Regions from separate parts of the Homo sapiens genome. Here region 2 is linked to region 1. A link is an interaction called in ENCODE POLR2A ChIA-PET data of the cell type or tissue named here. Cell type or tissue: PC-9. All regions are shown on one strand.

Evidence for each region. ChIA-PET counts read pairs that join two places held together with the same protein. Peaks named below come from ENCODE experiments on the same cell type or tissue, not always from the same donor. Only the 100,000 strongest peaks of a DNase experiment are listed, where the experiment ranks them.
Region 2: POLR2A ChIA-PET joins it to region 1 with 35 read pairs; 1 of 35 experiments calls an interaction of 5 or more read pairs at or near these places.

The regions. Positions count from the first base shown.
Region 1 is chr16:89,473,695-89,478,694 of GRCh38, reverse strand. The region is part of intron 1 of ANKRD11 (ankyrin repeat domain containing 11); the gene reads left to right. Among named protein-coding and RNA genes, the nearest start is that of ANKRD11, 14 kb to the left of the region's middle. In PC-9, no CTCF peak of the experiment used is centred here; DNase peaks (open chromatin) are centred at 2,114, 4,374 and 4,804; H3K4me3 peaks cover 280 bases; H3K27ac peaks cover 4,211 bases.
Region 2 is chr16:88,759,706-88,764,705 of GRCh38, reverse strand. All of the region lies in intron 1 of PIEZO1 (piezo type mechanosensitive ion channel component 1 (Er blood group)), which reads left to right. Among named protein-coding and RNA genes, the nearest start is that of PIEZO1-AS1, 19 kb to the right of the region's middle. RefSeq lists enhancers at 1-729, 831-1,125, 730-1,489. In PC-9, CTCF peaks have their summits at 838 and 1,091; DNase peaks (open chromatin) are centred at 885, 1,565, 2,705 and 3,875; H3K4me3 peaks cover 3,443 bases; H3K27ac peaks cover 4,266 bases.

The DNA.
Region 1 (5,000 bases):
GTGATGGCTGTGCCGGAGAGCTGCGCGTAGCCGGCTGCTGGAGGAGAGGACGTGGCCTGTACAGGCAGCTTCGCTCTGGGGGGTGACTGTTGGAGGGCAGCGGGGACGAAAGGGACACATTTGTATGATGCTCAGTTGTCAGCAGGATGTCCAGGTTGCTTTTTTGGAGGGCAGTGGGTCCTTGAGACCTTGAGACCCATTCTCTTTGGAAAGTAATGAGTTACCGGGTGGGGGCTGTAGGAGGATGTTCAGTTGTGGTGTGGAGGCGTCGGGTTGCTTAACCTCAGAGGGATCTTTTTTCCTATGAGTTGTGTAGAAGAGGATGTCTTCCATAGATTTGAAGGACGTTAAAAAAAAAACCAACCCCAATGTGGCTTTCCTTCTTTCTCACTAGGGTGATAGTCCGACGTGCATGTCTGTTTCCTGGACCCTGGATGTGAAAATGGGGTTCTTGAAGGCACTGGGAGTGTTTCTCTGCTGGCCCCAGAGGCCTGTGTGTGCTGCTGGCGAGGCAGCTGGGCCACTGTCACTGTGCCCTGACAACAACGTTGGGAACTGTTCCTGAAAGTGTTAAACAAAATTTCAGTTTATTAAGCGCTCCTCTCATTAAGCCATTGTTTTATTTTTCTTTTTTGATTTTTTGGGCTTCTTTTGAAGCCATAATAAATTGGAATAGAAAGAATACATACCAAGAAACAAATATTAGGTCTGATTTTTTAATTTTTTGTTATTATTTTTGAGATGGAGTCTTGCTCTGTCCCCAGACTGGAGTGCAGTGGCGTGATCTTGGCTCACTGAAACCTTCGCCTCCTGCGTTCAAGCAGTTCTCCTGCATTCAAGCAGTTCTCCTGCCTGCCACCACACCTGGCTGATTTTTGAATTTTTAGTAGAGTTGGGGTTTCACCATGTTGGCCAGGCTGGTCTTGAACTCCTGACCTCAGGTGATGTACCTGCTCAGCCTCCCAAAGTGCTGGGATTACAGGCATGAGCCACCGCGCCCGGCCTCTCCAATATTTTTATTATTAAAATGCTAAATACTGCCGGGCCCAGTGGCTCACACCTGTAATCCCAGCACTTTGGGAGGCTGAAGCGGGTGGATCACCTGAGGTCAGGAGTTCGCGACCAGCCTGGGCCACATGGTGAAACCCTGTCTCTTCTAAAAATACAAAAAATTAGCTGGGCGTGGTGGCAGGCGCCTGTAATCTCAGCTACTCGGGAGGGTGAGGCAGGAGAATCGGTTGAACCCAGGAGGTGGAGGTTGCAGTGAGCCAGAATCGCACCACTGCACTCCAGCCTGGGTGACAGAGTGAGACGCCATCTCAGAGAGAAAAAAAAGAAATTACGCGTGGTGGCCCATGCCTGTCATCCCAGCTACTGAGGAGGCTGAGGCAGGAGAATCGCTTGAACATGGGAGGTGGAGGTTGCAGTGAGCCGAGATGGCGCCACTGCACTCCAGCTTGGGCACCAGAGTGAGACTCTGTCTCCAAAAAAAAAAAAAAAGGGGAAATGACTTAAAGGTGATGGCTTTTATACTTCTATTGTGCCTGTTTTCTGAGATATAAATTTAACTAGCTAATTCTCTCGTGTTTTAAATAGTAGACAAAGAAAGACAAGACCAAAGGAGAACCTTTTTCTCTGTTTCTTACTCCGTCTGCTTTTATTAATAGATGCTCACGGTGTGGTCTTCCACTCACTTCCCCTTTCATCTCTGAGCTTAACGAGCTCCTCGTATTATAGATTGTTACCATATCATGTGTTCCAGTCTGTGCCCGTGTATAAACGTGTGTTGTGTGTTACGCGATACTGTGAGATGAGTCTGCCCAGAGGGACTCTGAAGTCAGGACTGTGTCTTTTCCACACCTCTCCACCCCAGCTCTCATCATGCCTCTGAGAGAACCAGATTCAGAGTGTGGTGAGGGGAGGATGAAGTGGTTTGGGGTGGGCCTTGGGCCCCCATCTCTTTGCTGGAAGTGTAGTATACCTCTAGGATATGTGTCCAAACTGTTGGCTGTGAGACCAAGGAGGAGAAGTCTTTTTTGGCAGGCTAGTGCCTGCGGCTTGAGGTCTCAGTGTCTGTAACTGCCAGGCTGCAGAGCCCCACCTGGCTGAGTCAGGAGTGTGTTGTAACCTGCCCACCTGCCCAGGCTGGTTAGAAGCAAGCGTAGGCGTTGGGTCTGCCTGTCCTGGTCCAGGCACCTCTCCTGGTTTGGCCAGGTTTTGGTTTGTATTTATTCCTGATGTTGATGTGTAAATGATATCGTTACAAAGCAGGTAGTTTGCTTTGCTATTCTACGAATAACCCAAGAACCTGAGGATAATAGGACACGTTAACAGTCTGCTAGTTGAGAGTTCTGTTTCTGTGACTTCAGGGGACATATGACCATCCCGATTGTGGTGGGTTATTAAGGCTGTGACAAGTCACAGGTGGCTTTAGGGATGTCAAAGATAGGCAAAGATAGGTTCATTTGAATTTGATTTCATCTTTTGAGAATGGGTTGGTATACCTGAAATTGGCTTTGTAGTTTTGGTATTTTGATGTGAGAAGGCATTGGCTGAATTTTTTTTGTTCTCATAATTTGCATATTTTCTGTGTTTTCTCCATTGTTTGGCTCAGTTGTTTTCTTTTTCTTTTTTTTTTTTTTTGAGACACAGTCTCGCTCTATCACTCAGGCTGGAGTGCAGTGGCGTGATCTTGGCTCCCTGCAACCTCCACCTCCCGGTTTCAAGCACTTCATCTGCCTCAGCCTCCCAAGTAGCTGGGACTACAGGTGCCCACCACCACGCCTGGTTAATTTTTAAATTTTTTTAGTAGAGACAGGGTTTCACCATGTTGGCCAGGCTGGTCTTGAACTCCTCACCTCAATTGATCCACCCACCTTGGCTTCCCAAAATGCTGGGATTCCAGGTGTGAGCCCCCGCACCTGGCCGGGGTCAGTTGTTTTCGTGTTCCTTATCCCTCTTTAAACTTGGGAGAGCATTTTGTGTTTCGTGGAGATATCACAGCATAGAACAGAATTTTGATTGTAATTGTTTGTTGTTGACTTGCTGTAGTACTGTTTTCAGACTTCCAGTGTGAACGATAAAAGATTATCTTAAAATTTTAGGAAAAATTATCTTTTGTGTGGGTAGTGAATAAATAATTAGCATTAATGTTACCGATGTCTTCTACCTAGTTCTTTATCAAAATTCTTTTCCTGACTGCAATATTTCATTTTAATAGAGAATAATTTTCATGTGAAACTGCTTGCTTTATATTTTCTTTCTGGTTGCTATAGAAACAGTGCAGCGTGGTGGGTTACGGGGCTTTCATGAGGGAGCTCTCTGGGAGGCAGCAGTCACCTGGTGATGAGGGAGGGGAATGGAATTGTCTTCTTTCACATCCCAGCTTGGCCACGGAGCCTCAGGAGCTGCATCATCAGAATGATTGGATTTTCTTGTCCCTCCAGCTTAAATGCTGTGGGCTTTGTTCTCCAGTGGAGTGGTCATTGCCTTTTTTCCTACCTGTGAGTTAGTCCATCTCTCCAACCCACTGACGACCCAAGAGCTCCCCAGCCTTTCTCTGCCCGTCACAGTCAAGAGGGTCTGTTGGAAAATTACTGACTGAACAACAGATGCCAGAGATTGCCCTGAATTGTGGAAGTCCCGGCTGCCACCCCCTTACTTGAGGTCCTCATCTCACTGCACCAGCAGGGGTGAGGAGAGGGCAGGGGTGGCCCTGCACAAAGCTGGGGAAGAAAGGAGGCAGCTCCCGGCCAGGCAGGGCCCAGCTTTCCTTCTAGATCATCAGCACAAATTTGCGTTTGAAGATTTAACTTACATTTTATTTTTTTATTTGGATGATACATGTGTAAGTTTTGGGATGTTATGCAGTGTTCTGAGGATTGACGTTGGTGGCATATGTAACCTTGAAGGCAGCATTTTGTTAATTATAAAAAACTTGGAATATAGTGATTGAGTATGAAATAATTGAAGCTGTGAGTTCAGTTATGAAGAACTTGGTCTCGGAGTCTCTCTGAGCTTGGGAGGCTGCCTTGGTCTCAGTGGGGTTGGCATCATGTGTGTTGGTGGTAGGTTGGAAAGAGCATTTGGAGTTCTGAAGAGTGACCTGTGCTGCCTTTCTGGCAACCAGTCATTATTTGTGCATGGAAGGAAGTAGCATGGATGAAAGCTTTTCTTTCAAATGGGATGATGTGTGGGGGTATATTTCTGGTCTTAAATTTTTTTTTTTTTTTTTACATAAGGTAGAGACAGGGTCTCACCATGTTGCCCAGGCTGGTCTCAAGGTCCTGGGCTCAGTCATTCCTTCCACCTTGGCCTCCCATAGTGCTGGGATTACAGGCATGAGTCACCATGCCAGGCCAGTGTATTTATTTTCTACTGCTGTGTAACAAATTGACACACAACACATTTATTATCTCACAGTTTCTGTGGGTTGGAAGTCTGGGCACAGCTTAGTGGGATCCTCTGCTCAGGGTTTCATCCGGTTGCAATCTAGGTGTTGGGTGGGACTGTGATCTTATCAGAGGCTCGAGTGGGGGATGGTGTGCTTTTGAGCTCTTTCAGGTTGTGGCAGAAGTTATCTCTTGCTGATTGTGGGACGCAAGTCTTTGTTTTCTTGTTGACTGTCCCTTGAGGTCTCCTCTTGACTCTTAGAGGCCCCCTGTACTTGCTTGGCGCATGGCCCCTTGCAGCTTGGCAGCTCACTTCAAAACAGCAAAGAGTCTTCTGCTTCAGTAGACTAAGTCTTACGTAACATAATGTAGTCATGGGAGTGACAGCGCAGCAACTTTGCCACCTAATGCAACCCAGTCAAGGGAAAGCCATTCCATTGTTTTCACCACATTCTGTGGGTTAGAAGCACGTCACAGGTCCCACCCGCCTTGCACTCCGGGCAAGGTGGCTACAAGGAGGCATGGACACTGGGTGGGGAGATTGCCAGGCTCACCTAGGGTCTGTCTGCTGGCCTGGGGTGTTCTTCAGAACCCTCATTCCCTGGATAC
Region 2 (5,000 bases), 710 kb after region 1:
GATCCCAGCTCACTGGGATCCCAGGCTCCCAGGTTCAAGCGATTCTCCTGCCTCAGCCTCCCGAGTAGCTGGGATTACAGGTACGTGCCACCATGCCCGGCTAATTTTTGTATTTTTAGTAGCGACGGGGTTTCGTCATGTTGGCCAGGCTGGTCTCGAACTCCTGACCTCATGATCCACCCGCCTTAGCTTCCCAAAGTGTTGGCATTACAGGTGTGAGCCACCGCGCCCGGCCTGGCAGGGGAATGTCGACGCGTGATCTCTGCCTGGAGAGCACGTTCATGTTTCCCAGAGGACACTTTAGAACATGGCGCCTGGGTTTGGATGAACCTCAGCCTAAGAATCTACCTGCTCAGGATCCAGCGACGCTGGTGGTGTGGACTTCAGCTCTGGAGAATGGGTTATATGGAACCTGGGCGCCGGGAGGGCATTGCCACGTGCTTGCTGCTGGGGCTTCAAGAGGACCCCATCTCCTGTGGCCGAGACCCCGTGTCTCAAGGCACATCCCCTTTCGTACCCCGCCCCACCCTCCGCAGCTTCATGACCTCTGGGTTTCCCCCAGGACCTTCGCATCTGATGTTCCCAGATCCTTCCTGCCACTGGGTCCTGCTCTGGTGCCCCCCGGGGAAGCCTTCCCTGAGGACCCAGCTCAGCATCTGGTGCTAACTGTGGCTCATCGTGCACTTTGGCCCCCAGGAGGCTGTGGGCTCCTGAAACCCCTCTGAACCACGGGCTTCCAACCACACCTGACCCCCTGCGTGCCGACCCTGTGTGCAGGTGTACAGGTGTGCCTGGGGCAGGATGGCTGTGACGGCCTCACAGAGCCCGGAGAGCTGCCTCCTAGCTTCCAAAGCCTTCATTTCAGGAATCTTACCCTCTCAATTAGTCTGGAATGCTGGGGGCGGGGCCAGCTCCAGGTCACAGAGCGACCTTGTTTACCCAGACCTTAACATCGGCCCTTCCATGCTAATCAATGTAATCATTGTGGTCCATGCGGCCTCTGGAATGTGCTGTCCACTCCCTGGGTCAGCCAGAGAGTGTCAGGGAGCACCTACCGGCTGTTACCCAGTGCTGCCCTGACCTGGTTCTTCACTCTGCACATTTGTATCACGCCAGACCCTGGCTGGCAGCTCCAGGTGACGAGGCATGTCAGTGCCTTCCTGTTCTGTTCTGTTTTGTTTTGTTTTTTAAATCGGGATGAGGCCTTCCTGTGTTGCCCAGGTTGGTCTTGAACTCTCAGGGTCAAGCGAACCTTCTGCCTTGGCCTCATAAACTGCTGGATTACAGGCAGGAGTCACCATACCTGGCCCACTGCTACTTTCTAGATGAAGAGACAGAATCCCAGAGAAGAAGCAGGGGTTTGGCTGCTGGTCTGGAGCCGGTTCTGCTCACCTCCAGCTTCTGCCTTGGGCCGCCCTGTTCACACAGGAGCTGCTCACAGGCTGAGACCTCGAGCAGGGCCCTCCTAGAGGAACTGGGCCCCCGTAAGTGCCCTGAGCCGCCAGGAGCCGGCCCTGCGTCTCATCCCTATCTCCGGAGGACATTGGCTGCTAGCTCACCAGCTGGCCCCTGGGCAGGCTTGAATCATGACCTGGAACGCCAGGTGTCTCTGGCTCTACCCCTGGACCTGCACCCTGTCCAAGTGCCCCAGGGCCAGACTGTTTTGGTTGCACCCTCTGGACGGGCTACCCCCATGATGGCTGCTCATGGAAAGCTGTGGTTCTTAGGGAGCTGCCAATTCCTAGTCCTGCAGCCTGGAGCTCCTGGGTATAAGGTGGGGGCTCGGGCGTATTGGGGACTGGGGGTCTCAGGAAAGAGCCTGTGGGACCTGTGAACTCATAGCTGCTGGCCGAGGGACCACCTTGTGGCTGTCCTTCTCAGCTAGGCCTGGTCAGGGCTTGTGTGCAGGGCGGCTGAAGCTGTGGGAGGCCACACTGTCCACACAGTGCCCTGTAAGCCCACCGTGCCTCAGTTTCCCCGTCTGACAAGTGGCACAACAGAAGCCACTTCCTGGCACACAGCTCAGGGTCAGGGCCGACACAGCACTTGTGGGCTGCCGGGAGACCCGAGAGGCTGCCCCTTCCTTGCCTTGGCTGCCACGGGTGACCTGGCAAACCCCTCTGGCCGTGGCACCACTGGGGGTCTACCCTTGGCAGTCAGGGTTGGCCGCTTGGCTGGGAGCCCCTTCTCCTCCCCAGACACATCCTCTCCTTGGGGCTGGAGGGGGTCCTGCCGTCCCCGGGATTGTCGAGCAGCAGGAATCCAGGAGGGCAGTGCCTGCAGCTCAGATGGGGGCCAGTGGGCAGGGCCGATCCAAGGGTGGCAGGAAAGTGCCCATCACTGACCTCAGGTGGGGGAGGCCATGGTGTGTGAAGGAAGGAGAGCTGAGTGGGAGGTCTTACTTTGTCACCGCCCCTCTGAGTGCCTGCTGTGTGCAAAGGCCAGCGGGGGCCCTTTCTTCAGCTGGGCTCTGCCCAGACCCCTGAGCTCTGGGTGGGCCGGGAGGGAGACCTTGCTGCTCACAGAGGTGGCTCTGCCTGACCCAGCTCCCTTCCCAGGGCACAGTGGGGGCATAGGGTCGGCTCCGTCAGACATTCCGGGACCTGCGTCCTTCCTGGGGCCACACCCTCTACCCACTGTCCCCCACCTATTTACCTGTATCTGCGCCAGAGATGGCTGCCCAGATAAGCCCTGGTTTCCTCCCTTTCTGGAGAGGCTGCGGGGGCTGGCGAGGAACCCACCTGCGCAGAGAGTCAGGGGATTGCTCTGTGTGGAACGCAGGCCTCACCCATGCCCTGGAATCTGTCCCCTTCTCTGTTGCTGAGGGATGAGTCCCAGATCCCTGACCCTGCAGGGGAGCCCAGCACAGAAAAACTCTGAGGCCTCCACACCCTGGCAGCGCTGCTGGTCGTCTGTGGGGAAGGACAGGCCCTGGGAGGGAGGGGGAGGTGCGGAGGGCAGTGGGGAGGGTCAGGAGGAAGTGGGGGAAGGGCCACCCAGGCCCCGATGTGGGGGATGTCTCACGCGTGGGGTGGGGCATTCTCATCTCTGCTTGGTCTCCTGCCATGCTGGGGGTCGTTCACTGCGGACCCCAAGTACCATGAAGATGGGGATGGGATGCTGAGCAGCATCGGGGAGAACGCAAAGGCACCTCCCAGCTCACCCGCCCCCACCCCGCAAGCACAACCATTGCCATGGTGTGGGGACCGGAAGGCGGCGGCTTTGGGACCAGACTGCTTCTGCCTCGGGCCGTGCCGCTGGGCCTTTGGTCAGCACCATCGTGCCCTGCAAGTCACTCTTAGCCTGGTGCCCTCCTGGGCAGGGCAGTGCCACAAGAGCTCAGGCCCAGATGTGCAGGTGCCACTGTTCCACCCACCAGCAGGTCACCTGGGGAACCCTCCCCTCCTGCAGCCTCTGTGTGCTCATCTGTGAAATGGGCGTGGTGGAGTCACCCCTGGCTTGTGGGAGAATCCCAGGGGCTGATGCCTGCAGGACCCTGTGGGCTTTGCCCCGCTCCCTGGGCAGAGACAGTTCCCCCAGTCCCACCCACGTGGCTGTGTGCAGCAGGTGCCTGCTGACCCTCTGTTCCTGCACAGTCACCTTCTTCACAGACGGACCCCCACCCTGCCCTGCAAACCCCTCCAGGGGCTGCGGGCTGAGTGTGTCCGGGAGGGTGTCCTGACTCTCCACGCCAGCAGGTCTGAGAGCAGATGGCTGTGGCAGGTGCGGTGGGTGCCCAGCCCACAGCAGCCACCAGGCCTGCAGGACCCTGCCCCGTGTAGGTCAGATGAGCCATAAAACTGAGTTTCCTGGACACTGAGCTAATTAAACCTGGACACCGAGCTAATTAAATGGTCCAGAAGCTCCTCAGTGCCCCAGGCTGCTGGCCGGGCTCCAAGTAGGTGAGGAACATTCCGTTTACCTCCTGCTGCGTCGAAGGCGGGTGGCTCCCCTCGGGCCCCTGCCTGTCCCGGGCCCCCTGGGTGCTGCTGCGTCAAAGGCGGGTGTCTCCGCTTGGGACCCTGCCTGTCCTGGGCTTCCTGGGTGCTGCTGCCTCGAAGACGGGTGGCTCCCCTCGGGCCCCTGCCTGTCCTGGGCTCCCTGGGTCCTGCTGCCTTAAAGGCGGGTCGTTCCCCTCGGATCCCTGCCTGTCTTGAGCTCCCTGGGTGCTGCCTGCCCTGTGGCCACGTCCCACTGTTGCCTTTGGACAAAGCTCTCCTAGGGCCTGGGGTTCTCCCATGAGATGACAGGGGTTGGTTCAAAGGTCTCTGAGGTTTTTAGAGCTTTGTGAAGTGTTCTAGAATCCATTTTCTCTCTCATTGCTGGACAGAGAGTATAGACTGGGCTTTTTCTTGAGTTTCTCTCAACTCTTCTTTGTCCATGAGGCAGGAAGAGGGGCTTCCTCAGTCCTCAGCTTGGGGTGGATTGGGATGGACAGAGAACCGTGCAGGATCCCAGCCTGAGACGGTCCAGCGCCCCGGGGGAGCGGAGCCCGTGGCTCAGCCGTCTGTAGCCACGGCCGGGGTCACTGTCACTGAGGGCACGGAGGCCCCGCCGGCGAGGTCCGAGGTGGGCGTGTGGGGTGGTGGGCGCTGGAGGCAGGACCTCTGCTTGTGGAGGGTGGGCCAGGCGTGGACCAGGTGTCACGTCCGCTGGGGCCTTTGAGGGGCAGGTGGGGATTGGCGCGGAGAAGGAGTGAAGCAGCTGGGGTTTTGGGAGCCTGTGCGGAGCAGGCCCGGATGCCAGGGTGGCTGGTGAAGGTGGGCCTGGCCGGGCTCGGCCTCCATTGGGGGAGCCCCCCAGGTCCCCTCCCCACACAGCTTCCCCCTCTGTCTGCTGTCCAAGGCTCCTGTGCTGGCACTCTGGGGTGGTAGGCCATGCAGCCCGTGTGAACCTCCATAGACCTTGCTGTGAACGCTGCACGGGGCGTCTGGGGGCGGGCTGGCTTCCCCCCGTCCCCTGGGCCAACCTTGCCAGCCTTCTTCTTCCATAAAAGTGGG